Linked DNA regions of Homo sapiens: regions 1, 2, 3, 4, 6 and 7 are each linked to region 5. A link is a loop called in an ENCODE intact Hi-C map of the cell type or tissue named here. Cell type or tissue: PC-3. All regions are shown on one strand.

The links. A loop is a pair of places that touch in the nucleus more often than their neighbours do. Peaks named below come from ENCODE experiments on the same cell type or tissue, not always from the same donor. Only the 100,000 strongest peaks of a DNase experiment are listed, where the experiment ranks them.
Region 1: a loop joins it to region 5, with 15 times the contacts of the local background. A loop is called at or near these places in 4 of 110 quality-filtered maps.
Region 2: a loop joins it to region 5, with 2.6 times the contacts of the local background. A loop is called at or near these places in 6 of 110 quality-filtered maps.
Region 3: it touches region 5 in a loop (8-fold over the local background); 6 of 110 quality-filtered maps call a loop at or near these places.
Region 4: a loop joins it to region 5, with 16 times the contacts of the local background. A loop is called at or near these places in 15 of 110 quality-filtered maps.
Region 6: a loop joins it to region 5, with 12 times the contacts of the local background. A loop is called at or near these places in 6 of 110 quality-filtered maps.
Region 7: it touches region 5 in a loop (18-fold over the local background); 12 of 110 quality-filtered maps call a loop at or near these places.

The regions. Positions count from the first base shown.
Region 1 is chr6:1,108,796-1,112,795 of GRCh38, reverse strand. No RefSeq gene overlaps it. Among named protein-coding and RNA genes, the nearest start is that of LINC01622, 9.5 kb to the right of the region's middle. In PC-3, no CTCF peak of the experiment used is centred here; no DNase peak of the experiment used is centred here; H3K27me3 peaks cover 1,907 bases.
Region 2 is chr6:1,250,274-1,254,273 of GRCh38, reverse strand. No RefSeq gene overlaps it. Among named protein-coding and RNA genes, the nearest start is that of FOXQ1, 60 kb to the left of the region's middle. In PC-3, no CTCF peak of the experiment used is centred here; no DNase peak of the experiment used is centred here; H3K27me3 peaks cover 1,325 bases.
Region 3 is chr6:1,265,690-1,269,689 of GRCh38, reverse strand. No RefSeq gene overlaps it. Among named protein-coding and RNA genes, the nearest start is that of FOXQ1, 44 kb to the left of the region's middle. In PC-3, no CTCF peak of the experiment used is centred here; a DNase peak (open chromatin) is centred at 2,299; H3K27ac peaks cover 484 bases.
Region 4 is chr6:910,836-914,835 of GRCh38, reverse strand. It overlaps LOC124901236 (a long non-coding RNA gene), which reads right to left and starts at 3,455. Exons shown (of 4, transcript XR_007059393.1): 1 at 3,346-3,455; 2 at 1,762-1,878; 3 at 1,387-1,489. In PC-3, a CTCF peak has its summit at 1,831 (motif pointing left); no DNase peak of the experiment used is centred here; H3K27me3 peaks cover 3,172 bases.
Region 5 is chr6:1,334,651-1,338,650 of GRCh38, reverse strand. All of the region lies in intron 1 of FOXF2-DT (FOXF2 divergent transcript), which reads left to right. Among named protein-coding and RNA genes, the nearest start is that of FOXQ1, 25 kb to the right of the region's middle. In PC-3, CTCF peaks have their summits at 1,996 and 2,199; DNase peaks (open chromatin) are centred at 2,230 and 2,920; H3K4me3 peaks cover 649 bases; H3K27ac peaks cover 1,695 bases.
Region 6 is chr6:720,346-724,345 of GRCh38, reverse strand. No RefSeq gene overlaps it. Among named protein-coding and RNA genes, the nearest start is that of EXOC2, 29 kb to the right of the region's middle. RefSeq lists a silencer at 2,164-2,243. In PC-3, CTCF peaks have their summits at 571 and 2,177 (motif pointing left); a DNase peak (open chromatin) is centred at 2,135.
Region 7 is chr6:795,701-799,700 of GRCh38, reverse strand. No RefSeq gene overlaps it. Among named protein-coding and RNA genes, the nearest start is that of EXOC2, 100 kb to the right of the region's middle. In PC-3, CTCF peaks have their summits at 1,826 and 2,029 (motif pointing left); a DNase peak (open chromatin) is centred at 1,990; H3K27me3 peaks cover 2,985 bases.

The DNA.
Region 1 (4,000 bases), 230 kb after region 5:
ATACTTAACTACTTCCCAAGAGTGTAGATGCCAAGTATTCTTATCAAAATCAGTGAATAGGGCAAGAGGAAGCTTGTGGAGGTGATGGATATATTTACGGCATTTACTGCAGTGATGGCTTCATGGCTGCATGTGTATCTCCAAACTCATCAAATTGCGCACATTAAATATGTCCAACTCTGTGTTTGTCAATTATGCCTCAATTAAGTATTTTGTAAGCTAGTAGCAAATTTACATACTTTCAATGGTGGAGCCAATTTAGAAAGCAGTTTGGCAGTTTCTTAAAATGTTAAACATAGATTTACCATATGACCCAGCAATTCCACTCTTAAGTATCTATCTACACAAGAGAAATGAAAATATGTGACACATATGTCTACACAAAGACCTGTACACAAAGGTGCATAGCAATATTATTTGTAATAACGAAAGCATGGAAACAACCCAAATGTCCATCAACCAGCAACTGGATCAACAAAATATGCTATATCTACACAATGGAAGAATGCTCAGCCACAGAAAGGAATGAAGTGCTGTTGGGTGCCGTGGCTCACGCCTGTAATCCCAGCACTTTGGGAGGCTGAGGTGGGAGGATCGCTTGAACTCAGGAGTTCGAGCCCAGCCTGCGCAACACAGCAAGACCTTGTCTCTACTAAAAATAAACAAATAATTAATGATCATAATAAGAATAAATCAGCCAGGCATGGTGGCACTTGTCTGTAGTCCCAGCTACTTGAGAGAATGAGGTAGAAGGATGGCTTGAGGTTGGGAGATTGAGGCCACAGTGAGCTATGATGGCACCACTGCACTCCAGCCTAGGCAACAAAGTGAGATTCTGTCTCAAAAAAAAAAAAAAAATAGTTAACATATATGATGCTAAGTGAAAGAAACCAGCTTCAAAATACCACATATTGCACGATTCCACGTTATGTAATTTCCAGAAAAGGCAAATATGTACAGAAGAAAGTAGATGGGTGGTGGTGGTTGTGCTCGGAGTGGGAGTGGGCAGTGTCTGCTCATGGCAGGAGGCTTCTTTTGGGGTGATGGAAATGTTGTGAAATGAGCTTGTGATGCTGGTGCACAACTCTAAAAACTTACTGCAAATGAGCCAGTTGTATATTTAAAAGGAAATTCTGTGGTATATGAATTATACCTCAACGAAATTATACACACACACACACACACACACACACACACACGAACTTCCCCATTCCAAACCATGTCACCAACCTACGTTTTCCTCTTTTCCTCCTGGCTTGCGTTTGTTCTGCAGAGCCTGCTTAGTAAGGAGCGTCCTGGGTTCTGTTCATGCAGACACGTTCAGACATCTTTGATTCTGGAGAAATTCCCTCAAGTCACACTTTTCTAGATAATATCACAGGTGCCACATGACCAGTTTGGCTTATTTTAAAATGCATTTCAGAAGCATTAAGACCAAAAAACACTCTGCAGAAGAGCCTCGGCTAGCAAGCTCCTCCCAGTCGCCTTTTGGAATTTGCCTTTTTGTGAAACACCAACGTGTCTGTAGGTGTGGCAGTAATGGAATGTGAGGAGCACAACTGAACAAGTCACCAAACGTCAATGAACCAGCTCACTGCTGCTTCTGGAGAACAGCCCGTGACATTTTCCAAGGTAAAAACATTGGGTTTAACTGGCAGGCTGTAAAGAAGACGCAGCGTGTGAAGGAGCCTGAGGCTGTTCAGTGAGAACGAGGGGGTTCCATGTGCGCCGACGAGGATGGAGAGCCTCATTAGGTCACCACACAGAGTGCTGGGAAACAGCTCAAAACACATGACAATGGCACAGACACATACATGGTGTCTGTGCGTGTGGGTGTGTGTTTACACAGGGCATGCCAAGCTGCCCGCAGTAATTTTTTGTGAGGGAGGGGAATGAAATTGGTTGAGGAAGGGGCAGGGCAGCGTCTTTTGTTTATTTAGCATGGACATTTCTGGATTGACTTTTAAAAATGAGCATGTATGAATGTGGTAAATAAAAGAACAGAGAGCAGGTGTGATGGAGGGCTGACCAAGTTGTCTGGTTGCGTCCTGCACTCTTTAACGCCTTAAGAAATGGTACAGATGTAGGTCCCAGTACGAGGGTGGAGAACATCACCTAGGTCTGCCCAAGTACTTAGCACCACATTTTTTTTAGACACTTTGTCAGCCAGGCTGGAGTGCAGTGGCATGATCATGGCTCACTACAACCTGAAACTCCTGGGCTCAAACGACCCTCCCACTTCAGCCTCCCAAGTAGCTGGAACTACAGGCATGCACCACCATGCCTGGCCAAGTTTAAATTTAAAAAAAATTTTTTTGTAGTGACAAGATCTCACTATGTTGCCCAGGCTGGTCTTGAACTCCTGGCCTCAAGTGATCCTCCCACCTTGGCCTCCTAAAGTGCTGGGATTTTAGTTGTTAGCCACCGTGCCTGGCCAGCGCCACACTCTGGTACACCAGCCACACAGTAATGAGCCTGGTCTGTGCAGCTGCTCATTGGACATTGGAGGTTAATCAGGACCCATCTGGCTAATGAAACACTTCATTGCACTTGCTGCCCCCTGGCTTATGAACATTTTCCATCATAGCTAAGACTGGATTAATACAATGTGAAACAAGGTGACAGTTTATCCTGGAAAGACACGCAATATTAAAAATCCACATGATGGGCTGAGCCTGCCTGATTGCTTTAAAAGGTGGATTTATTTCTTTTATCCCGAAAGGAGTTGTGCCCACAAGCACTAGTGCCAGCCCTTCCATCTGTAACTTCTCCTTCTCTTTTAGAAAACTATAGTAGTTTTAAGATGGTTTTGCCCCAGGCGAAAACCTCTTCATCAACACTGTATTCACCACATGACTTTTCTGTGGTATATACATCAAGAGAAAACTACCGGATGGCTTCTTCTGTTTGTCTGTGTTCCAGAGTCTAATGCGGCTGAAGGTGGCACATCTCAGCTCCTGGTGGATATGAAATATTTTCCATCCTGGAAGGTCTGATTGGCTTGGAACAGAGCTAAGTAGGCTACGGTTCCTGAAGCCAAATCCAGCTCCAGCCTGTTTTTGTATGGCCTGTGAGCTAAGCATGGTTTTTACATTCTTAAATATTGAAAAGAAAATCAAAAGAAGAATAAATATTTTATGACATGTGAAAATGATATGAAATTCCAGTTTCAATGTCCACAGATGAAGTTTTATGGGAACACAGCCACACTCGTTCTTTGTGTATTCGTGCCCCAAGAACAGAATTCAGCATTTGTGATTCAGACCATATGACCTGCAGAGTCTAAGTATTTGTTGTCTGGACCTTTCCAGTAAAAGTTTGTTCACCTTGGCCTGGTGGAGTAATATTGGCATCAAGGTCTTTGGTAGTGCTCACTTGGCAGGAGTCCAAATTGAAGTTCTCCTTGAAGATTCCTGTAAATGGTGATTGGTAGAGGGAGTCACCCTCTAGCCATCTGGGAGGCACAGGTGACTTGTCCTGAGATGAGCTGAGTGGCCCACCTGGGGCATTCAGAGTGGGAGCCCTAGGCAAGCTAGTTAGATGAAGACTGCCATCCTTAGAGCACGGCACCACACTGCGTGTCCTCATTTCTGAGATACTGTTCATGGTAACACACACCATTGATTTAGTAACAGCTTTTCTAGGAATAAAAGACACATTGCTTGCATAATGCGTATTAATTTTGAAAATGCTAATGAGAAAATATGTTATGATTTTTAATGTGATTGCTTCCCCACCCCCACCTGACTCCCAAGTGAGCTTCCTGGGGGCTAGGACTGCACCCTTATTTGTTTTTGCAACCCAGGATTTCCCCCACAGAGCTCCAAGATGTCAGGAAACTTTGCAGAACAAAGTTTTGCAATCATTGGTGGGTTGTGGCATCAATTTAGCGAATACACTGCTGGCATTTAAGAAATAAAATAGGAAAGACGGACTAGACAGATTAGAACAGAAAGATCAGAGTAGACTAGAACACAAAACAAAAAAACAGAAAATGCAC
Region 2 (4,000 bases), 84 kb after region 5:
GCAACCACATTCTGAGGCACCGTGTGCTGCAGCTTCGATATAGGAATTTTAGGGGAAGATAATCCAGCCTGGAACACTGTGTGAAAACTCCAGCTATTAATCTGTTGTCTATGTCAAACTGCTTATTTGACGGGACTTCAGCCCCCCTCCCCACCGCCTTCATTCCCCGGTTTCCCTGTGCCAATCTGGCTGCTGGTTAGTGCCCTGGGGCTGCACAGGGGTAGACAGCATGGTGGGAGGAGGCGAACTGGGCAGGGGGTTGACCCCGACAGGTGGAGGAGTGTCAAACAGATTAGGTCGCGGATGAAAGGAGGACAGAGCCACTCTTTAGGCCAGCAGAGATCCCTTCAAGTGTGTGCAAATGGATTGCAGCTCCCATAGCAGGAGACGACACTGTGGTTGCATCATGGCAAGTGCCACCCTTGGCCTCAGATGGGAGTTCCTTCTGTGCGTGGTATTTTTGTTAATAGCCTGAAACATTTCTTGAAAGGGCTGTCAGAATCCTAAGATGGTCAGGACAGGATCTCAAGGGCCAGGAAAAGGGCTACAAGGCTCCCAAACCTGGAGCCTTAAATGGACTTGTGCTTGCCAAAGCCAGACAAGAGAAAGTTTGCTGAGATTATCCACAATGTGGCTGAAGGAACAAGTGAACAGTGTATATTTTTGTGTCTCCATCAGATATATTCCCACACATTCAATGTTGAAATAAAAGGCAAACAAAAAGTAACTAACGTTGATAAACATGTAAATGACAGTATATTCACATGTCTCCAAGTGGCTGTGGAGGCCGGCTAGTAGAACTGCCTCTTTTAGAGATTGGAAAATACAAGTCCGGGTAGTTCAAGGCCAAAGCTGCACTTGGAGTTGGTGGGTGACATGGAACTGGAACTGGAGTCTCTTGGAGTCCAACACGATTTCTAAAACCCATGTGGGGCTGGACGCGGTGGCTCACGCCTGTAATCCCAGCACTTAGGGAGGCCAAGGCGGGTGGATCATGAGGTCAGGAGATTGAGACTATCCTGGCTAACACGGTGAAATCCCGTCTCTACTAAAACAAAACAAAAAATTAGCCAGGCGTGGTGGCACACACCTGTAGTCCCAGCTACTCAGGAGGCTGAGGCAGGAGCATCTCTTGAACCTGGGAGGTGGAGGTTGCAGTGAGCCGAGATAGCACCACTGCACTGCAGCCTGGGGACAGAACAAGACTCTGTCTCAAAAACAAACAAACAACAACAACAACAAAACCACACGGGTCATGACTTTTGTCATTGGGGGGAGTTTTATTCTTCATAGCAAACTACCTCTAGGAAGTTGGGTTTTCTAATTCTCCTTGGGTCTAAACTGTGTACTCGTCACTTAAAAATTAGGCACTTTAATTATATAAAAAAGCATATGACTTGTAAACAAATTTTAAAATGAACTTAAAAATTAGCATCAGAAATCAATTCCTTTAATTCACCAGCCACTAGGTTAATTTCAGCAGAAAAATGCTTTAGTATACTCCAAATATCATACTAATTTGAGAAAGTTTCCATTATTTCTACTGTGTGTTTCTTTTTATCCTTCTTTTATTGTTTATCTCTTCACAAAAATACAGAGTGCCTTCTTTCTGTACGCCTGTTGGTGAGCATTCTAGAGAATGTGCATTAAGAAGTGCAGGACCGCTGGGCGCGGTGGCTCACGCCTGTAATCCCAGCACTTTCGGAGGCCAAGTCAGGTGGATCATCTGAGGTCAGGAGCCGGAGGCCAACCTGACCAAAACCCCATCTCTACTAAAAACACAAAAGTGAGTCTGACGTGGTGGGAGGCTGAGGCAGGAGAATCACTTGAACCCAGGAGGCGGAAGTTGCAGTGAGCCAAAATCGTGCCACAGGACTTTAGCATGGGCAACAAAAGTGAAACTCCATCTCAAAAAAAAAAAAAAAAAAAGTGCGGGATCAACTTTACAATTCAGTTTTGAAGTAATGTTCCTTTCTTCTTCATTTCTATTTCCTACTGACCTACCTGACAACTTTGTCTGAAACTACCTAACTAAACTAACATCTTTTTTTATTTAAAGTTCTTGTGTTTAGTTTTCCCTTAGCACATTTTCTTTTGTAAATAAGAAAAGATACAATAAAATACAAAAAATAAAATAATTACCTTAATCTTAACTGCTCTAACATAACTTTGCAGTTCTCAAAGAAAAAAGATGACTTCATCCATATCTAACACTCTCTTGACAATCAGCGAAAAGAAAATTTACACATCCCAAAATAAAATTACATAAACAGATTACTGAAGAAGCCAGAATTTCCAGTTTATGCACAAAATTTTCCACAGATATTAGACTCTACCCTTGTACACTAAGTAAACAGCAAATGATAAGGAATAGAAACAGTTCCTGTTTCCTTGTTGAGCAACCAAGCAACACAGAAGAAATCATTTTTGTTTAGAAAGAAAATAAAAGAAAGCAACGTTTCACAGACAGGCAGAGATGTTACCACCAAACTAAAGGCCTCTCTAAATTCTAACTTTATTCCACGTTTTGGCTCCAGATCCAACTGGGCAAGGCTTCTGGGGTAGGGCTTCTCTGAGCCTCTGTTTGACAGGCGGCCCCATTGTCAAGGGTAGAGAACCTGGAACCATCGAAATCATTCGGCAAACCGCAAGCTTCTGGGGGCCACACCCAAAGAAACAGGGCAGGAGGCTCACCAGCATAACAGGAGGTCTGAAGCCCTAGCAGGGTAATAACATAATGCACAGTGTAATTAAGCAATTACTATGAACTCAAACGAAGGGCGTTTTGTTATTGTTTTGCCGTTCCTCACCGAGTGTCAACTGTAAGCCTGGCCACAGCTGTACTAAAGCCAAACTCTACATAAACATCTACCTCTCACCCTTACCTCCCATTCCTCGTAGACAGCCAGGGGCCTGGCAAACATTCTCTCAGTCAGTTTGGGTCATAAGGTGGAGCACTGGCTTTTCCAACGACATTAGGAGGTGGTGTCCAGCCTTGGTTGTTGTAAGAGATACAAGGTCCACACCTCTCATGGTGTGAGGAAGGCTTCTCCTTGACTGAGGAAATAGACACTTGTGTCTGAAAGCCAGAGCTACTGTGATCTCCTTCCAGTTCTCGCACTCTCTTCCATTTCATGTCAAGTCTCAAGCAAGGGTCCCGGGCCCAAGAGTGCTGGCTGCCACCTCCTCTTCCGTTGCCTCTGACTCTACTCCGTGCACAAAGCCTGAGCAGCCTGGAGCACGGTGGGCTGAGCACAGGCTGCAGGGTGGGTGCTTGGATTTACACCCAGCTCCGACACCCAGGAAGCCAAGAGACGAAGGACCCACACTCCATCCTGCCCCACGGTTCCCCAGCCGTGTGATCTCAGGCTCTTCTAGAATGTAGAAATCATATTAAGCCCTGCTCAGCTCACAGCGATTTTATGGGAGTCAAGAGTAAACATCTGAAAGCACTTAGAAAATTGCATAGTGCTGCATAATATAAGGAAACTTGTCAGTGTGTCTAAATCCTACTTTCCTCCTGGTCATTTCGCCCTGCCAAGGCAAGGTTTCCTGTCTTACGGGGCTCTCTCTGCACCACTCTCTCACAGGTCAACACCTCAATGTTCCCTAGTTGGTGTGCAGGAGTTAGTTTCTTTTCTATTACCACATTATTTATTTGCAAAGGAAATCAGACTTTTTACTGCCTCTATAACCTTTAAAAGAATATCAAAAGTTTGATGAAGTCTAGTTTTTTTAAAAAACTTATGATAATTTTATTGTTTTCCACATCTCATCAGATAAATCTTTATTTCCCCAAAGTCACAAATATACTTCTATGCTCTCCTTTCAAAGCCTCATGAGATGAATGTCCCTAAAATGTTCATACTGGCCAAAGCAATTTCCAGATTCAATGCTATTTCTACCAAACTACTAATGACATTCTTCACAGGACTAGAAAAAAATACTTTAAAATTCATATGGATCCAAAAAAGAGTCTGGATAGCCAAGGCAATCCTAA
Region 3 (4,000 bases), 69 kb after region 5:
ATGTTGAAGATGAGAAAATTGAGAAGGGTCTTGTGATTTGTGCTGAGGTTAAGGAGTCAAAGTCAGAGATGAGAAAAGATTTTATTATTTTAGGCTATTTGAGTCACTCTTTGTTAATGGAAACAAAACAAAACCCCACTTAGTAATCAAAGCACCACAGGCTTAGCGAAAAACGTTTAATTTGTGGGAACTCCCATTGGATATGTTGGTGAGCTAGGTAGGAACGCATTAAACCTGGTCAGGAATGAGGGGAGGAGAGCCTGGACCATGCTGGCTTGAGCTCCCTACCCTCAGTGGGGCAAGGGGAATACCTCCCAGGGTTTCCTGTTTCTTCCCCGTCATGTTGAAGTTCATCTGCCAATTTTTGAAGCCCTTCATAATCCAGGCCCATCACACTTCTTGGTGGGCACCAATGCTCAAAAAGCCCTGATGACTCTCCCACAGATAGGCTGGGCTCATCCCCTCTTGGCGCATACTACCAGCTAGTAAGGAAGAGAGCTCTGTCCACAGCGCATGCTAAGGGTGCCTGTGCAGTGTCCCATTTCATTCTCATACAAACAAATTGAGGTTGTTACTATCATTGTCCCACTTTATAGAGGAAATGGAGGCAGGGAGCCTCCACCCAGCTTACCTAAGCTCATGTAGTTAGTAAAACCTTTTACTAATAAGTAAACAAGCTTTTTACTAGCAAGCCTTTTAACACAGGACTAAATGTTCAAAATTAGGCTCACAATGCTGCATTCCATGTCCTGCAGTTCATGGAGTTCCTTTCCCCATTACTTTCCCTCTCAATCCAAGCCTGTCCCTCTTTTGGGCTCCCAAATGCTCAAGATCCTCATCAGTGTTCCATACAGCTACCTTCAGGAAAAGAGCTCCCATCCCATCTCTTCTGGGTTACTTGAGAAATTTGTCTATAGTGTGCAACTGTCATCCAAATGTGTCCTCTCTTGCCTGATATAGTATCCTATGCAGTGCTTCTCCAACAAAGCTATAAGCTCTTTAGGGAAAACAAGCATGTCTTCATTTCCCATAGCAGGGCTGTAGATAGACACTCAACACATACTCGGTGATGGATCGATTCAGGTCCAAGTCCAGCACCGTTTATTTACTTAGCATCTATAGCACCAGGCGTCAGACTGCGGATACAGAGATGAAAGACATTCCCTCTATCAAAGAACTTCAAATTCCAGTGGAGCAAGCCGATTAGCCAACAGTTACAATGCAATGTGATTAGCATGACCAAGGAAGGCCCAGATGAGGAGAGTCCTCTGGGAAGGGCTCGGTGAGAAGCTCACTTTTAAACCAGCCCAGCCTTTTGTTCTTTTTTTTCCAGAGACATGGTCTTGCTCTGTTGTCCAGGCTGAAGTGCAGTGGCATTATCATAGCTCACTGCAGCCTTGAACTCCTGGGCTCAAGTGATCCTCTTGCCTCAGCTTCCCAAGTAGCTGGGACAATAGGTGTGCACCACCACACCCAGCTAATTTTTAATTTTTTTTTTTTTTTTTTTGTAGAGACAGGGTTTCACTATGTTGCCCAGGCTAGTCTCGAACTTCTGGGCTCAAGCGATCCTCCCACCTTGGCCTCCCAAAGCTCTGGGGTTATAGGCATGAGCCACCGTGCCCGGCCCAGCTAAGCCTTGAAGGATGAGAGGAAACCAGAGTTCATCAGGAGGAGGCTGGGGAAAGCTAGGGCCCGGCACACAGTGCACGTTCTGAAGCTCAATGCATCTCCTGGGGTATTTCACCACATCTTCCTCGATGTGGCTTTCAACTACATTTAAGACCGAATTCTGCTTTCTTTCTATTATATTCATGAAAGTGTGGGGCCTGTTACTCAAGGGCCAGCAGTGATGTGAGGAATGCCAGGGCCGAGCTCACAGAGGAAGCGAGGCGGCAGAGCTCCATGCTCCACCTCCAGGGTCTCAGTGCCTTTTTTCCTGTGCAAAGTCGATATCCACTGAGAGACTTCAGCGTTTGCCCCTAAGGCTCAGATAGGCCACAGTGATTTTTTTTTCCCTATGAAATTTAAAAACAATCAATGTCCAGGGTGGACTTGGGGAAATCCTGTTTCATATTTTATCCTGAATGACTTCAAAACAAACCTGCTTTTATCTCTAAAACATTCCTTTCAGTTAAACACCTTGTGGGGCGCTTTATTGCTCAGTCTATTCACAATGGCAGTTTTTATAGAGACCCTTATTTTCAAAGAAATGCACACTGCCTGTTTACCTAATGGGCCAGACAATGACTAAGGGGCAAATTACATAAAGATCATTACGCGGACTTAGCATGTGCTCTCGTCCTGTGACTCACAGGGCAACTTGTTTGTGTTGCATTTATGGGCAGAGGTGCTTTAAAAAACATTTGATAGAGCAAGAATTGTGAAAGAATGCCAGTCATCGAAAACTTCTGCCCAAAGAGGGATGCTTTGACGGCTAGAGACAATGCTGTTGAAATCAAAAGTGTGCTGGGGTGCCACAGAGCTTTCCACAGCCCGACTGCCTCAACATGGTCCTTGATCCTCTGGGAGAGCAAATTCCAGGCTTAAACAGAAACCACCACTTTAGAAGTAGCCCAACTTCTCTCAAAGCACCAGCATTTATAATGCTTATCCTTGGCTGGGAGACCAGGATGGGGAAGAAACACCTTTTGTGATGCTGAGGAAGTAGTGAATAAAAGTGTTCCTGACTTCCATGGGGGATTTTTTAAAAATAGCTGGTGCTATTTTTTTTTTTCCTTTGAGACAGGGTCTTCTTGCTTTGTTGCCCAGGTTGGAGTGCAGTGGCTCACTGTAGCCTCAACTTCCTGGGCTTAGATGATCCTCCTATCTCAGCCTCCCGAGTAGCTTGTACTACAGGCAGATGCCACCATGCCCAGCTGATTTTCTGTAGAGACAGGGCCTCGCCATGTTGCCCAGGCTGGTCTCTAACCTCTGGGCTTAAGCAATCCTTCTGCCTTGACCTCCCAAAGTGCGGGGATTACAAGTGTGAGCCATTGTGCTGGCCCTACTGATGCTATTCTTTTTAATTATGGTAATATATATATAATATAAAATTAACCATTTAATCATTTTAGGCACACAGTCCAGTGGTGTTAAGCACATTCACACTGTGGGAAACCGTCACCACCATCCGTCTCTGGGCTTTTTAGTCTTGTGAATGGAAACTCTACCCATTGAACAATAACTCCTCCTCTCGTGACCCTGGCAGCCTCCACTGTACTTTCTGTCTCTATGGATTTGCCTACTTTAGTGCTTCCTATAAGAGGAATCACACAGCGCTCATCCTTTTGTGACTGGCTTATTTCACTGAGCACTATGTCTTCAAGGTTTATCCAGTGGTAACCCATGTCAGCGTTTCCTTCCTTTTAAAGGCTGAATCATATTCTGTTGTGTGGATGGACCACAGTTTGTTTGTATCTGTTAATGAACACTTGGGTTGCCCAGGGGGTAGATTTCTATTCCGTATCTTAACAGTTGAATGAGCGTGTAGGGCCATGAGTGTCAGGTGTGCTTGGCAATTTGCAACCCCGCCACCAGCTTTTTGCTGCCGAGCCTCCATGGTGTTTGAGTAGCACGTCCTTTAGGAATCACACCTGCAGCTTATGTCGAGTCCATCCCACTCCTGGATGGATCTCTCCTACCTGCAAGACGATTGGCATCACAGGTGTTTGCTGGTGGTGCTCGTTCCAGTGTAAGGTCAGTGGCCTACAAGGAAAGGAAGCTCTTTCCACCTTGGCCTCGAGTGTTGCTCTGTTCTTTCAGCTGTGCTCAACAGCTAGGAAGAGTCCAGGCTGGGACCACTGGGACCCGTACCCTTGCTCCTTCTTCCCCTTCATTCCATGGAGTGCTTTCCCTCTGCAAAGATCACATTTACAAGACTTCTGTGCAAATGAAATGACTTGATTTGGAATTTCTTTGTGATTAGGAAGATATTTCAATGTTGTTTTAACTCTTGACCTCAGGCTAACATGTAGGAGCCAGGATTCAGTTAATCCATTAA
Region 4 (4,000 bases), 420 kb after region 5:
GGAGACCATGGATTGCTCACCCACAGAGTCCCCTACAGAGGGGCTTTTAGGAGGTCACCAGTAAGACCAGGAACTTTTTCTCATAATTGAACAGAATTTGTGTGCTTCTAGTCACTCATTTGTTAATTTATAATGAATTATTACGGAACATGTCAGGCATGATACTTGGCAAAATAAATACTACAACCAATGTTGGGAGGCCGAGGTGGATGGATCATGAGGTCAGGAGATTGAGACCATCCTGGCTAACACAGTGAAACCCTGTCTCTACTAAAAATACAAAAAAATTAGCCAGGCGTGGTGGCATGCACCTGTAACCCCAGGTACTCGGGAGGCTGAGGCAGGAGAATCGCTTGGACCCAGGAGGCGGAGGTTGCAGTGAGCCTGAGATTGTGCCACTGCACTCCAGCCTGGGCGACAGAGTGAGACTCTGTCTCAAAAAAAAAAAAGAAATATTACAACCAACAATGCATGGCCCCTGCCTTAGCTCAGGGTGGGTGTGATGATGGCTTTTTGGCTGACAGGGCCAAAGGAGCCCTGACCACAGACCAGGCAGGGGTGGGGTTCCCAGTGCAGAGCCCCGACCCTAAGGCTGCCAGCAGCCATCTCTGCAGAAGGGACTAGAAGCTGCTTCCTGCATGCACAGGTTGGTGAAGCAGTGGGAAGCTCCTGTTGCTTGCACCTCTGGCTCTAGTGACCGCATGAAGGAGGTGCCAGCAAGCACGAGTCCACATCAGGAGCCCAGAGGCCAGGATGGGAAGGGGGTGTACAGTGGTGGTTAGTGCCCGGGCTCTCAAGTCAGCACCTGCGTTCCCATCTCAGCCCTCCCATTTATTATTAATAGTTGGGAGACTTTGGACAACTGGATACTCTTTCCTGAATCTTAGTTGTTCCAGCTATGAAACAGTCTAAGCCTGGTACGTGCCTCCTGAGTCTATGCAAACTGCAAGGGATCGTGTATGGAAAGCATCAGCACAGCACCTGGCCATGACACAGTTTCCCTGGGTTCATCCTAACGGTGGCCCCCCACTGGGGCTCCCTGCCACAGTGCCCCCATCCCGGGGCTCCCCCCAACAGGACCTTTGCATGGCCTGAGCTTGGCTTCAGCTTGCTGAATTATAACTCGTTAGTTCACATGTCTGCCTCCTGCCTATTCCAAGAACAGCTCCCACCTGGAACAGCAGCTTGTGTGTATCTGTATTCCTAGCACATACCATCTATTCCCAACACATAGTAAATATGCAATAAACATTTTTGAGTCAAATACTTGTGTTACGAAGGAAAGTTATGAGTCATAAAGTTTTCTTAGATTTTGATAAAACCAGGGGGCTAACATAAGATAAGGAAATGTCAAGTCTGCAATGTTGAGTATTTTCTCTTCCATACCTTCATTATTACCCCAGTTCTGACCACGTGGGCCAGGAGACACAAAAGGACTTGCTCCTGTTTTTCTTTTAGGTAAATCATTTCTCATACTTTCTCAGTGAGTCTGTGATAATAGAGACAACAGTGATGTCAGAATATTCTGGAAGGACGGAAAGCATGGCCCGGTTTCAGCTTGGGATGCTGATATCATTCTGGGGTTTTTCCAGCACATTCATCAATAAAGACCCATGCAAATTAGAATCCTGGAACAGCATGACAAAGTCAGTCCTAAAATCCTGCAGGTGCTTCTGATGCCGGCAGGAGGTGGGGGCGGGGGAGGGGGGCGCGGGGGGTGGGGAGCGGGGGAAGGAGCCTGACGGAGGAGGTAGCAGCGACCTGGATCTCGAACCACTGCTGTCCTCTTGTGGCCTGGCAGATGATGTGCTTCTGCTCACCAACTCAGTTCAGTCAGAAACTGGAGCTTCCAGGGCCACCCTCGTCATGCTCCAAAAGCTGCAGTGGAAATTGAGTTTATTTTTCCAAAGAATGCATAATAAGAAAGAACTCTCTGCTTAATGCATTGCCCAGGATGAGTGTGACCTACTGCAACTGGGTTATGAAAAGACAAAAATAACTGTGCCTGTCAGGAAAGAAGGCTGCATTCTGAAGTGGAATTTACCCAGACCCTTGGTCCTGGTAGAAGGGTAGTATTCTTTCACTGAGGTGTGGACACCTTGGCGTCAACATCACGGTGGGACAGAGGGCACCCCAGCTGATGTGACACGAGGGGTCCTGTCTCAGCCTCAGGACCGAATGGTAGCAAGGAGCTGGATATGACAAATCTCTCCCCTTCTAAACTCAGGACTTCAGAGCAGTCAGTATGTTAGGCTATTTCACCAGAAATCATTATCTTTGTTCTATAAGTCCCTCATTTTGAGCAGCATCAAAATACACTTTGTCATTTTTGTCATTTGGCTCATTTGTTTAGTTAACAAATGTGCACTTAGCACTCACCATGAGCCAGCCATCTCAAGGGTCCCACAGACACTCATCCCTGTCCTGGGGCTCACCTTGTTAAACTCTCTCTCTCTCTCTTTCTCTCTCTCTGTGTCTGTCTGCCCCCCATTTCTACCCACCCCATGACCACACACACTTGGATGCCTAGGTTTTTGTGTGAGGCTCACATGACAACTCATTAGCTGCTAGTTGAGTTGGCTGCTGCAAAGTTCTCCACAGGGACGCCCAGAGCACATTTCTGCCCAGATCAGACTGAAATCCATGTGGACACCAGGAATAAATGACTGGTATATAGAAAGCTTTCTACATCTCAAAGATTCTCTACTTCAGGCATGCACAGGAAGAGGTCCTCTCAGCCTCTCAGGATGCAAAGCAGGAGCCCGGGTTTCTCTGGAGAAAGGAAAGGGGCTGTTCCACAGAGTAGCCCTAAGGATGCCCCGATCAGGCCTTCCTAGGGGTGGCAAAGAGTCCTCCAGGCTGTTACCTACTGAGAGCTAGAGATGCTGTCTGCTGGAACCTTCCTTTCTGTCCAGTGTTTTCTTGCATCTACCTTCGGATTAACAAAATAGTAAATGCTGGATGTAGAACACCGTGCAATGTTTGGAGTTTTCTAATCCAGCTAGTGTAGTTGCCCAAGGCTGGGTCTGCTGGTCTGTGTGGCTGTGGCCCCAGGGGACGCCAAGCCCCAGCTGCAGGTCCAGGCCCTACTGGGACGAACATGAGGAAGGAAAGACCAACAGAAGTGCCCCTGTCCTCCCATACCCCATGGGAGTACTGCTGTGAGGGCTGCATGACAGGTGCCAGAGCAAGGGTGGCTTTTCCGGGGCTCTTCACGCTGGAGGGCTTACTTTCTCACTCACAGCTCCTCTGCGCATTCATTTGAGTAACATTTCAATGTGGAGCTCAGTGTCCCAAGGAGCTGTCTGCCTGGGGCCCCTCACCTGTCTGTAGGGGGCCCCTCACCTGTCTGTAGATGGCCCCGAGAAGAGCATGCAAAGTGAGGAGAATGAGTGGGATGGTTGAACAGGTACATCAGTCCCATTCTGCATCCCTGATCCTTCATCAGAGGAAGCAGCGCATCATCCTGAAGGAAAAGTCAGGCTGACCTCAGATCGAATCCAGCTCTGCCATTCAGCTGTGTTAATCAACCTACTGACCCTATTTCCTCATCTGTAAAATGGGTGCAAGAATATAAACCTCACAGGATGGTCATGAGACTTAAGTGAGCTTATATAAAGTGTCTAGGACAGTTTCTGGAACATAGAAATTAATAAATGGGAATAGTTGTGTACATTGCATTTTTGCCTAAAAGGAATGGGAAACCTTTAGGGCCAATGAAGGAGAACAGGGGAACACCATGTCCACTTTCCCAAAAAAGTGCATCTCAGGATACAGTGAGACCACCAGCTAAAGCGTGCAAAGCAGAATTCAATAGATGACCACTGAGGTCCGACAGGCCTGACTTCTTCCACACACTCAGTGTATCAGACTGGATGAAAGAAGGAAATAGGGGCCTCTGTGAGCACATCAGAAGTTATCCTTGCAAAAGTGAAGAAAGGTGAGCCGCACGATCCTGTCTGTGGCGCATTGGAGGAAGCCTGATTGACTGTCTTTATAG
Region 5 (4,000 bases):
GTCTCCCCTACCTATTTACCTTAGAGACTGCTCTGAACCAATGCATTAAGAATTTCCTCCTTCTTCTTCTTATTTTTTTGAGCTGGGGTTTTACTCTGTTGCTCAGTCTGGAGTACAGTAGTGCAATCATGGTTCACTGCAGCCTCGACCTCCCTGGGCTCAAGTGATCCTACCACTTCAGCTTCTTGAGTAGCTGGGACTACAGGTGTGCGTCACCATACAAATATTTTCTATTTCATATTTTTTGTAGAGATGGGGTTCACCATGTTGCCCAGGCTGGTCTTGAACTCCTGGGCTCAAGAGATCCTCCCACCTCGGCCTCCCACAGTGTTGAGATTACAGGCCTGAGCCACCACACCTGGCTCCTCCTTCTTATTTGAAGGCTGTATTCGCTTTCCCTCATTTATTTCACCAGTCCCCTGTTTACTGATGGACAGTTAGGTGGACTCTCATCTTTGCTCTTACAAACCAGGCTGGAATGAATAAACTTGATCACAGGCATATTGCATGTATCTATGAAAAGATGTGAGTTCAAGTGCAGGAATGCATATGAGCACACTTTTGTGCTGAAAACTATGATTATTTTAATTAGTGATGACAGCAAAGATCACACTTTTTTGAAAGGAGGGTTTTATTTTTGACTCAGACTGAGCTGGCAGTCATCCGAGACCCTGTCATTTCTGCATGTGGTATTATTTAGCCACATTATCTTTCCCATCTTGTTCTTGTGCAATTGTTTTTCTGAAATCTAACTGTGGGATTGATTTACATAGCCTGTTAAATTCCATCTTGCTGGCTTCGGACTGTCGTTCTCACCTGTCAAGATAATTTTGGTTGTTGACTTTGCCATCTAATATTTCCCCCACCCGCCTGGGTTTATGCTATCTTCACATTCAGCAAGCACATTATTGCCATCCATTGGTTCATTTGGTGACTATTTATTGAGTGCACTTTGACATGCCAGGCATCTTTTTTTTGTTGTTGTTTTTGTTTTTTGAGACGGAGCCTTGCTCTGTCGCCCAGGCTGGAGCGCAGTGGTGCGATCCCGGCTCACTGCAATCTCCGTCTCCCAGGTTCAAGAGACTCTCCTGCCTCAGCCTCTCAAGTAGCTGGGATTACAGGCAAGTGACACCATGCCTGGCTAATTTTTTATTTTTAGTAGAGATGAGGTTTCACCATGTTGGCCAGGCTGGTCTTGAACTCCTGACCTCAGGTGATCCACCTGCCTCGGCCTCCCAAAGTGTTGGGATTACAGGTGTGAGCCATGGTGCCCAGCCACCAGGCACCAATCTAAGATCTGGGCATACAGCGGTGAACAAAACAGGAAGAAATCCCTATTTTCCTGGAGCTTTCATTCAAGTGTGAAAGACACATGAAACAAAGATAGGTACATATGGTAAACTCAGTAATGCCAAGTGCCGAGGAGAAAGATAAAGCAGAAGAGAGAGATAAAAGAGGAGAGGACTTTTTTTTTTTTTTCCCAATTTTAGATAGGGTGGCTAGAGAAAACCTCAAAGGAAGTGGTAACATTTGAGCTGAGATCTGAAGGTGTTTCTATCCAGTTCATTGGAAAACATGGTGGAAAAGAATTCTTTGATGTGTCCCTATAGGTCGATGTTAATCCATTAACTGGCACCTTTGGGTTACAACTGATTAATCCACGGAATTTCTCTGTAACTTAATTGTCTAACCTACATTTCTCTATGCCATCCTTGAAGATATTTTCGGATGTATTAGAACTGGATAGTCAGTGTCTGTGGTGTTTCCCTGATGTAGTCTAGTGAAACTCTCACACAGGGAAATGAGATTAATGTGAAAAGACTGTTTTTCTCTTGTCAACTTGGAGTCGCTGTTAGTGGTTACTGAGTGGCACAGCTGAGCAGGGCAGGCCGCTGTGGGCGAGTCAGTTTCCGTGGGCCATTTTCCATCTTTCTTGACCTCTTCTATAAAGTCCAGGCAAAAAGACCCAATCCTCTTACCAATGCTGTGGGAAATTAATTCTTTTCCCTAGTACACTTTGGCAAATGTAATTCTGAATAACAAACCACTCCTTTAGCTCACTCATTTCAGCCCAAACTGAAGGTGTGACCCTTCATTGACATCCCTCCTCTCTTGGGCGCAGCTGCCTCTTAGGGGTTGAGACTGTGTGCTGGCAGGTAGCACTCTCCAGCTGTCTTGCTGTTATCTTCACACTTACCTGCAGGCTGCAGTGTTGCCATGATTATCACCCAGCCCATGCACCAGGTTGGGTTTTCCAAGTGTACAAACAGGTTGGGTGGAGGTTTCAGGTAGACACTGAATTCATAGAGCAGACAAAGAAAGCATGGGAGGTTAGCTCTGAGTTCCAAGAATAAAGTAAAGCCAAGTGCCTTCATGAAGCCCCCATAATGTTTGTAATAAAGCTCACCACTGGGCTTTCTGGCCTCAGTTTCTTCATCTGCAGAATCCATGGGCTAGCCGTGATTATACTTAAGGCTAATACTTTACCCTGAATATTCAGGTTCTAGGTATATGCTTCATTAAAACTATCTAGGGCCTCAGAAGTTTAGAATTCTGATTTCGCAAAATTCTGATAAAAAATAAAATGTGTGAACATGAGGGCAGCAATCTTGGTAATAAGGAAAAGCCTGGGGTAGGGCTGGAAACCTCGTAGGCACAGAGGCCCTCCAAGAGGTCCCTTCCCATTGATCGGGCCGGGCTAGGGCAGTCACAGCGTGCTGGTCTGGTGGAGTTTATGCAGCAACACAAACAAGAAACGCAGCAGCAGGGACAGAAAATCCCCATGAAGTCTGCCTTCTGCAACTAACTCTCGGTCCACCCCTCTCCACATCTTGGTCTTCCCTTCCCAACCCCATTCACATCCTTCCAGGGGAGAACGTGCAAGAAATTTCTCCTTTCCTGCAAGCAAAGGAATCCAGTAGTGCCACCTTGGTCAGAATGGCCCTTTGTTCTGCTGTTTAATGACTAATTATGATGCTATGAGAGGCATACACAACTCTGGCAGAGCCAGGCCCTCCTGCTCCAGCAGGGCTGAGCGGCTGGAAGTGTGTAATCTTCGGAAAGCTGTGACTGCGACCTGGAGTTGCGTAAGAAATAATTACAGAATCCAGCCAGGGCTTGCTTCTTGCCACAGGCTCCAGGCTTTTACCCCCGGTAGCTTTACATGCTTGTTAATTTTTAAACTGTCGAGTAGTAGCAGAATATTTTGTAAGCTTCAGTAATGGTTGCAGAGTTCAGTTTGGGGCAAGGAGAGGAAAGGGAGGGCGGGGGAAGGAGGTGAAGGAGTGGGTCCCATTTGCTTCCAGAACAGTTTTGTCTTTCTGCAAGCCTTGGTCCTGTGGTAGGCCTAAACTTTCCTCCTTTACCATAGAAAAGGAGTTTAAAAACAAACATACAAGCCTTGTTAAAGTCTCTCAATTTTTAAAAACCAGTTCTTTAAAAAAAAAAATCCTTTGCAATACTCATTATCTTATAAAAGAGACCTCATGTATGATTTTAATCTTAAAAAGTAAGTAAAAAAAAATTCATGTAGCTTCTGGTTAGCTACCAGAATCTTAAGGAGAAGAAAGAAAGATTTTTATCTGTGAAAACTCCTGCATGCACTAGCGACAAAGCCTGATGCTCTAATCTGCTCAGACGGCCGAAGCTTCCAGTCTGAATCCGTGGCAGGCAGCCTCTTGACCTCCAAGCATCGGTCTCTTCTGCAAAATCAGGGCGCGTCCTCTGTTGGTCTGTGTACTTTTGTGGCGCCTATCACTGTGGGATCTGGGCTCAGAGACAAAAACATCAGGCAAAATACAAATTTGTGTATTATGGAAGGAAATGCCGTCTGGCTCCCTGGAGTCACCCTTGGCTTACGTGCAGTGAGGACTTTATCCCAGGGTGGTTTGCATATAGCCTAAGAAAAAGTGTGGACGAAACCAACCCTAGAGACTTCCTTGTTTTCATTTATAAAAGAAGCAACAAGTTAGTGTTTGTGAAGTTGGGTAAAATTACTTAA
Region 6 (4,000 bases), 610 kb after region 5:
ACCTGTTTGAAAAGCATAAACTTAGAAGCTGCATATGTTGGATTCTTTAAAGAAACAGATATCCAAACAGGTGGAAAAAGCCTAGGCCAGGCACAGTGGCTCACGCCTGTAATTCCAGCACTTTGGGAGGCTGAGGCGGGTGGATCACGAGGTCAGGAGATCGAGACCATCCTGGCTAACATGGTGAAGCCCCATCTCTACTGAAAATACAAAAAATTAGCCGGGTGTGGTGGCGGGCGCCTGTAGTCCCAGCTACTCGGGAGGCTGAGGCAGGAGAATGGCATGAACCCAGGAGGCGGAGCTTGCAGTGAGCCAAGATCATGCCAATGCACTCCAGCCTGGGCGACAGAGTGAGACTCCATCTCAAAAAAAAAAAAAAAAAGAAAGAAAAAAGAAAAAGCCTAGACCTTGCAAAAACTGATTCAGTCGAAGCTCAGCTTCCAAAAGTCCAGGCTGAGACAGGGAGGGCCAGGCGGACTTCACTTGGAGATGGAAAGGCAAAATATTGCCTCCAGCAGACATACAACATGGGAGCAGATGATCAGTTCTCCTACTGGTTCCTGCCTGTAATTGCAAAGCCAGGACCAAACCCATGCCTCCGAAAAGTGAATGGAGAAATGAATACTTCCATTGTAGATATCACTGAGACAAATACTTCCTTTGCTAAAAAGCCTAAGTGGTTAATAATTCATACTTTAAACACTGTCATAGTGTTAATACAATAGCACAGGGAAATCAGTGAGAAGTGACTGCATACCCAGTTCCAAACAAACAACTTGACTGTTTCCATACCATCCTCTCTCCATGCCCAGAGGTCCTATTCAGTTGACAGGCATTACACGTTTAACATGGCTCAAAGATCAGTGATGCCCTTGATGAGGGTTATCTTTCCATGTGAAGACTAGCCATGTTCCCTCCCTCAGTCGAAACTGAACTCTGCAGCATCAGGCATGTCCTTTCTTCTTTCTGATGGAACTCATAATGCTCTAAACCCTGTGGGACTCAAAACTTAGCTGTCACGTCAAGAACATCACCTGGAAACTTGTTAGAATACAGATTTTCTTCCACTCCCCAGACTTTATGAATCAGAAACTCTGGGAATAGGGCCCAGAAATCCGTGTTTTTTCGAGCCCTCTAGCAGAGTTGAATGCAATCTAACGTTTGAAACCCACTGCTCTAAATGAGACCCTAAGGAAGGACTCAGCCATGCTACAAAGGCCAGGTACTAGGCAACGGGGCAGGCACGAGAACACATAGGGAAGGCCAAATCCTCATTCTCATGATCTTGCATTCTAGGGAGGGTATTTGTGGGGACATGTAGGAGATGGGCACATATGCTAACTTTCAATAAAAAGTTGAGAAAGGTTGACCTCGGATCCTTGGATAACGCATGAATGTTTCAGGCATCAGATGGTACTAATTTAAGGATCTGGACTGAAAGCATGGAGTCCTTGTGGCTCTGAAAATCCCACAGGACAGTGGCTAAAATTCTAATTGTCAGGATAAGTTCTGTGGTTCTGAACTGACCTGTGGTTTCACAAGAGAAATACCCACAGCTGTAGAGGAAACCACGAAGATCTGGAAACTGCCTGCAGGGGTCAACAGCCGTAATATATTCTACAAACCATCTTAAGGAACCACAGAAAATCATCAAAAGGAAGAAAAATGCATTTCTTGGCTTGGAACTTATTGAATGTTTAAAATCAGGGAATGGACTGGGTAAGAAAGGAAAGACCTCGTGGGCTTTATTTCCATAGAGAAATGGTAGTTGGACTCTATATATTCATTTCCCACTAAGGCTATTTGATAACAGAATACCAAAGAGGAGTTTCTTTCAGAATATATCATTATTGCGTTTTGCATTTTGATTTCATTTTTTCATCTCAAAAGACTTCAGGAACTTATATACCTCTGCAAAAGCTTAACAATATTCATCTTTTTTGTTTAACAGATGTGCTTTTACAAAAGAAATGTTCAAGTAAGGAGAAAACTTCAATCGTCTAACTTTAGCTTTTTGATCATTACCCTTAAATTCGCTGCCTAGGAAACAGCAACAAGTAAGTCATCACTGTTATGAAGCAAAATTGTTTACATTTGGTTTAAGATCCGCCTCCTAAGGAAAGGGCTCCGGCGGCTCCTTTGCGTGCCTGGAGAGGCCTTCGCATGCGCCCTCTAGTGGGTGCTTGGAGCTCATAAGCAAAGGGTCATTTCCAAAGTCTACAGTGGAAATTGACGCTGATTTTCAAATCCAAAAATTGGTCTATCGCTATTCTCCCCAAAAGGGACATTTTTCTTAATCTGCTATAAACATAGTGAAAAGTTGTTACTTCATGGTAAATTATTAGCACGATATTTGAATAGTCATTACATTCATTAAACTATTCTTTAAAATTACAATTATAATGTTAGTACTTGCATTATACATCGTGTTTATATAGTACCATTAAAGTCAAATGGCATTTAATATTCACAGCATAAAAGATAAAAGTATCATATAGTGATATTAGGAGGAAAAATCCTCCTGGTATCATTAGGAGAAAAATTTCTTCTAATGGAAAAAACCTCCATTCCCCAACTTTAGCTTTTTCAGCACCATCACTTGTGCTCCGTGCCTCACCTCACCAGCCGCAGGAGAACCCAGCTCCTTCTGACGGGCCCTGTCTCCTGCACCACCAGTTGGAAGGCTTCATTCCCGGCAGCAGACAAGCAAGGCTTGCTCTAGTTCAGCATAAATAACTCCTTCTTTTACCCCACATCCCTTGGAGATTCCCTACCCCCACTTCTCTACTCTTCTCCACAAAACTTTCCACCTTCTGGCCTCACATTCTCTCTCGAACATGCTCTGGTGAAAGCAGTTTTCATCTTCATGGCTCAGCTAAAATGGCTCTTATCAAAAGCACCAACTACGTTCCTCTGGCCAAATGCAGCGCTCCATCTGGGCCCTTTTCTTACTTCCTAAGTGGTATCTGTGAACGCATTTGCCAATCTCCCTTTCTGTAACATCTAGTACTAACATCATGTGACACATAACAAAATTTTGGTCAATGAGAGACTGCATCTATGATGGTGGGCCCATAAGACAATAAGATACCATATTTTTACTCTACCTTTCCATGTTAAGATACACAAACACCATTGTGTCACAACTGCACATGCTGTGCAGGTTTGTAGCCTAGGAGCAATAGGCTATACTAGAAGTGTCCAATCTTTTGGCTTCCCTGGGCCACACTGGAAGAAGGATTGTCTTGGGTCACACATAAAATACACTAACACTAATGATAGCTGGTGAGCTAAAAAAAAAAAAATTGAAAAAAAATATGTGTTAAGAAAGTTTACAAGTTTGTGTTGGGCTGCATTCAAAGCCATCCTGGGCCACAAGTGGCCTGCAGCCAGCAGGTTGGACAAGCTAGTGCTGTATCAGGTTTGTGCAAGTTCACTCTTTGATGTTCACAAAATGACAAAACCTGTAAATGATGAATTTCTCGGAGTGTGTCCCCATCGTTAAGTAACGCATGACTGCATCGGAAACTTACCCAAGCTAAACTGTAACTCTAAATCGGCACACCCAAACCTGCTTCTCTCAGTCCATGTCACCACCGTCCTCCTGGACACTTAATGCCCCTCTTTCACTCACAAACATATTCCACCTAATAGCAAATCCCAGCAGCTTAACTGCCAAAAGAAACTCTGAGCCTTCCATCCCCTGCCGATTCCTATTGCTGACACCCCAGTGTAGCAGCAACACCTCCACCCTCAGCAGCTAGGACCACCTTAAAATAGAGATAAAATCTTATCATCTCCCAGTTCACAACCCCCCAGAGGCCACCAGTCTAATTAGGATGAAACACACCTCCCATGGCCAACAAGATGCTATATCTAGCGCTTCTCAGTCCACAACACCTGAAATCCCTCTGACCCTGCCTGTAGGCTCCACCCATCTTATCTACTTTGCAAGAGCAGTTTCCTCTACATGGGATGTTATTCCCCTGCATGGCCAGCT
Region 7 (4,000 bases), 540 kb after region 5:
CTCAAATTACTTCCCCAGTTCCAGGATTCTACCTACAAATAGAGGATGCCCCACACATTCAAGGAGCTGAAATGTTTAACATCAGAGAAATAAGCCTCAAGAGAGATGGGCAGACATGACCGCTGCAGTCAGACTCTATGAATTAAAGAAAAGCAAACCAACACACATGCAAACACGTGAGCAAGGAAGACTGTTTCCCCAATGCTCTTGCACGTTTTCTACTGTGACACTTTCGGGGGTTTTCAACCCTCTTTTCGCATTTTTGGATACCCATAGTAAGCAATAAGACAGCGAAAAGAAAAGATCAATGCTTCACGGAGCTGAGTTAAAACTAGCAAAGTAAAAAACGTCAAGACAAATTTCACCTACCAGCATGCTGTGAGGGCTAGAGAGTATTGTGGGATTGTACAAGATTTGGGAGAACCAGACAGATGACTTTTTGTTTTGATGTCTTTAAAGTATTTATCTTGAAGAGGAAAAGAAAACAAATGTCTTAGTATGTTACAATTTTTGGCTGTATTAAAGATCCAGCGAAATGAGAGAATTCAAATGTGAACCACAAAAAAATCTTTCTTCATAAAGGGAGAGGTAAAAGAGTAGAAAGTTAATCAATTTGGAATTTTTCTCTCTCTAATTCAAAACACGTTTCTCTAAAAATGTTCCTATGTCTGAAAAATACATATCACTACTTTTCTAAATTTAAAAATGCTGGTTTAAAAAGTAAAGGGGCACAGTTAAGCTATGTATTTATTAAATATATATGAATCTGACTGCTTGCTAGATCATTTATTACATATAAAGTTCCAATTTGGGAAATTCTTATAAGTTTAATTAGGTCTTTTTAATAAAAAACTAATTTTATTAAAACCTTAAAATGTAAGTAATGTTTTATTCAGACTTCCAAATTCAAGTAATTTAGCAAAAGGTTCAAACATCTGCTTCCAAAGCAAGCTTAGCAAAAGTTAGACAAGAAAATTGTTTCTCCATCCTCACTCAGATAACATGTAAATGTACAGAGCTTGCTGGAAATGAACTGGAAGGCTCCTAGGTTTCCAGTAAGTCACAAATAAGCAAACAGCCTGAGAAGAGTCAATGGAATTTGTAGATCTAAAACAGCACCTTAGGGAGAAAGCTCAGCCCCACATTTTACAAACAGGAAAAATGAATGGAGAAAGGTTAAGCACCTGCCCAGCGGCAGCTTGCAGGCCCCTGGCGGAGTCGGGCTCGGAGCCTGGAGCTCCACACCTTCTGAGGGCCGTCCTTTTCCAAGGATCTTCTCCTGGTTGACTGCTGTCCCTTCCAGAGCTCCCAATAAACTGTTTGGGGTAAATTAATCTATCTTTATTTGAAGTGAAGTCATTGACAAAAACGTAAATCATTAAGACATATTGTAATTTATGATCCCCAAACCCATCAACACTCATAGGCAGATAAACCTGGAGATTTCCACATACAGATTTCTAAAGTGCCGTATGTGTGAAGCCATTGTTGAAACAGTTCTAGTGAGATGTCGTTTTTATAATACGCAATTCACTTAAAGCGTTCAATTCAGTGACTTTTAGTATATTGACAGAGTCGTGCATCCATCACCACAATCAATTTCAGAATATTTATTACCCAAAAGAAGCCCTAAGCCCCTCAGCCATCACCTCCATTCAAACCTCCTTTCCACCTAGCCCCCAGCCCTGGGCACCCACTACCCCCATCCCCATCGACTTGCCTCTTCAGGACATTTTGTATAAATGGGAACATACAATATATGTGGCCTTTGTAACTGATCCAAGTCATTTTTTAAAGACCTAAAACAAGCATTTATTCAAATCTATATTCTTTTTTATTTTTCAGTAATCTAGCTGACTTTTCAGTGAGTTCAAACTTCATGTTTCCCAGTTTTGAAGATGTGGTTGTAATGTTGTCCTCGGGAGCGGATAAACGTTTGGCTGTACTGGAAGGTGCTCTCTGAAAAGAAATGAACTGTTCCACAGCCATTGTGTATGCTTTTGTGACCCCTGCTGGCAGGATGTAATAGTGTGCTTTCAAAATCAGTTCCTTGAAATGCTTTTCCTATCTTAAATTTTAAAATAATGAATAGAGCACGTGACTATTAATGGGTATAAAATGTAATTAAAGTTGGTTGCTATGTGTATGTATCCTGTTCTTTTCCTAGAAATTATAAAGCTGCAGGCTGTTCCTAAAGCTGTTGTTAAAACCCTGTCCAAAGTGCTACTTACTTAACACTTTCCATTTTTCACAAGGAAAATGCTTAATCTGATAGCATTTCATCTCAATCCTAACAAAACCATAAAATCTGAAAGCTGTTTTATTACTGTTTAGAAGAATAAAATGCATGAGATGAAGATTTTATTAAAACAATGTGTGAAGGCTACTAAGAGAAAAAAGAAATATAAAAATACAAAACATGTATAAATAACAATAAAGTCCCTCTGAGGCTTAGAGGCTTGTGAAAATTATTTTTAGTACAATTATTTAACATATCTATTGCTCTTTGAGTATTTCTCAATTTTAAAGTGGGTTTAAAATTGAAACTTTGATATTTACTAGTTTTTCCTAATCTTAAATTTCCTATTTTAATTTAAAATAGAGGAGACAGAAAAAGAAAATAAATTCATAAATAGTTTTCTATGCCCTTCATAATACAACAGATTAGTGCTTCCAGTTTTATAAACATTAAAATTATTTCTGCTTTGTTAATAAGATTCCATAATCCTAGAACTAGTGCTTTAAAAAATCTATGCTTAAAATTATCCGTAGAGATTTAACTGTTTTTTAAAACCATTGTCACCAGAAATGGTTTTTATCTTGCAGAAACTTTGAGAACTCTTCAAAAGCGAATGTTTGATTTAACACACATTACTGTTAATTTATTTCCTGGTTAAAAAAAGAAAAAAGAAGAAGAAATAACATTTACAGCAGATACATGAGTTTATTTTATTAGCCCTTCAGTTATTTTACAATTATTTGTATGTTCTGGGTAAGTTTACACAGAGCACCTTGTGCTATTTTATGGAGATTTTAAAACATATTCATGTACCTCCTAAGGCAAAAAAAAAAAGTGTTTAATCAGTTTATGTATACATAAATAAACTTTTTGAGTTAAAGGATTCAAATTGGGTTACCGTACTCATTTTTATGTTTTTAATAAAATGTCAAAGCAGAAATGTATAGATAAGATATGGATAACAAATCATTGCTTTCTGAAATGCAGAGTTTACATGTTTATGTGTGTATGTGGTTATAAACATAGGCAACACACAATGAGGAAAGAAACTTTTCCTTGGATCTGCACGTCAGTAAGGCTTTGGCTTTGAAGGCTGACAAAGAATAACCAGGATCAGAAAGCACATCTAGGAACTTCGAACCTGGAGATCTGATCTGCTGTTAGAAGCAAGAAGGAAGGGATGAGGTAGTCTTCATTCAGCATTGGAGAAGAGAGCAAATCGTTTTCAGGATTATCAGAACTCATGTGGTCTATGGAAAACTGAAATGAAGGAGGACCTATATGGATTATTACTCCCATATTTAGTATGTTTCAATACTCACGATTGCAGGTACCTCTGCAGAATGTACAGATTCACACATCTTAATATTTAAAAAAAATTCTGAGTAAGAGTCCCTCTTCTTTATCATTACCTGGAAGATTAATCCAAGCTTTGCTTCTTAAATAAAACAGCTTTAATTTCTCATATATTTCAAACCTATGTAGACTATTAGCTTCCCTCATTTTTTGTATTTTTTTAAACATTCACTTAATTGTAGGTGACCTTTCTCCTTCTGATATTGGATCCTACTTTTACCTCGTTGAAAAGTCAAAGAGAAACATAAAACATAGGCAAAATGTGTCATAAGCATTTCTTACTTGTTTTTTACAATTTGTAAGCAGTTAGCTCAACCCATTTTTCCTATCCAAAGAAAAGGAATACAAAATTGGAGAATCATTTACTCTCTTGGCCTGGTGAGGCTAAATGATAGTTTCTAGTTG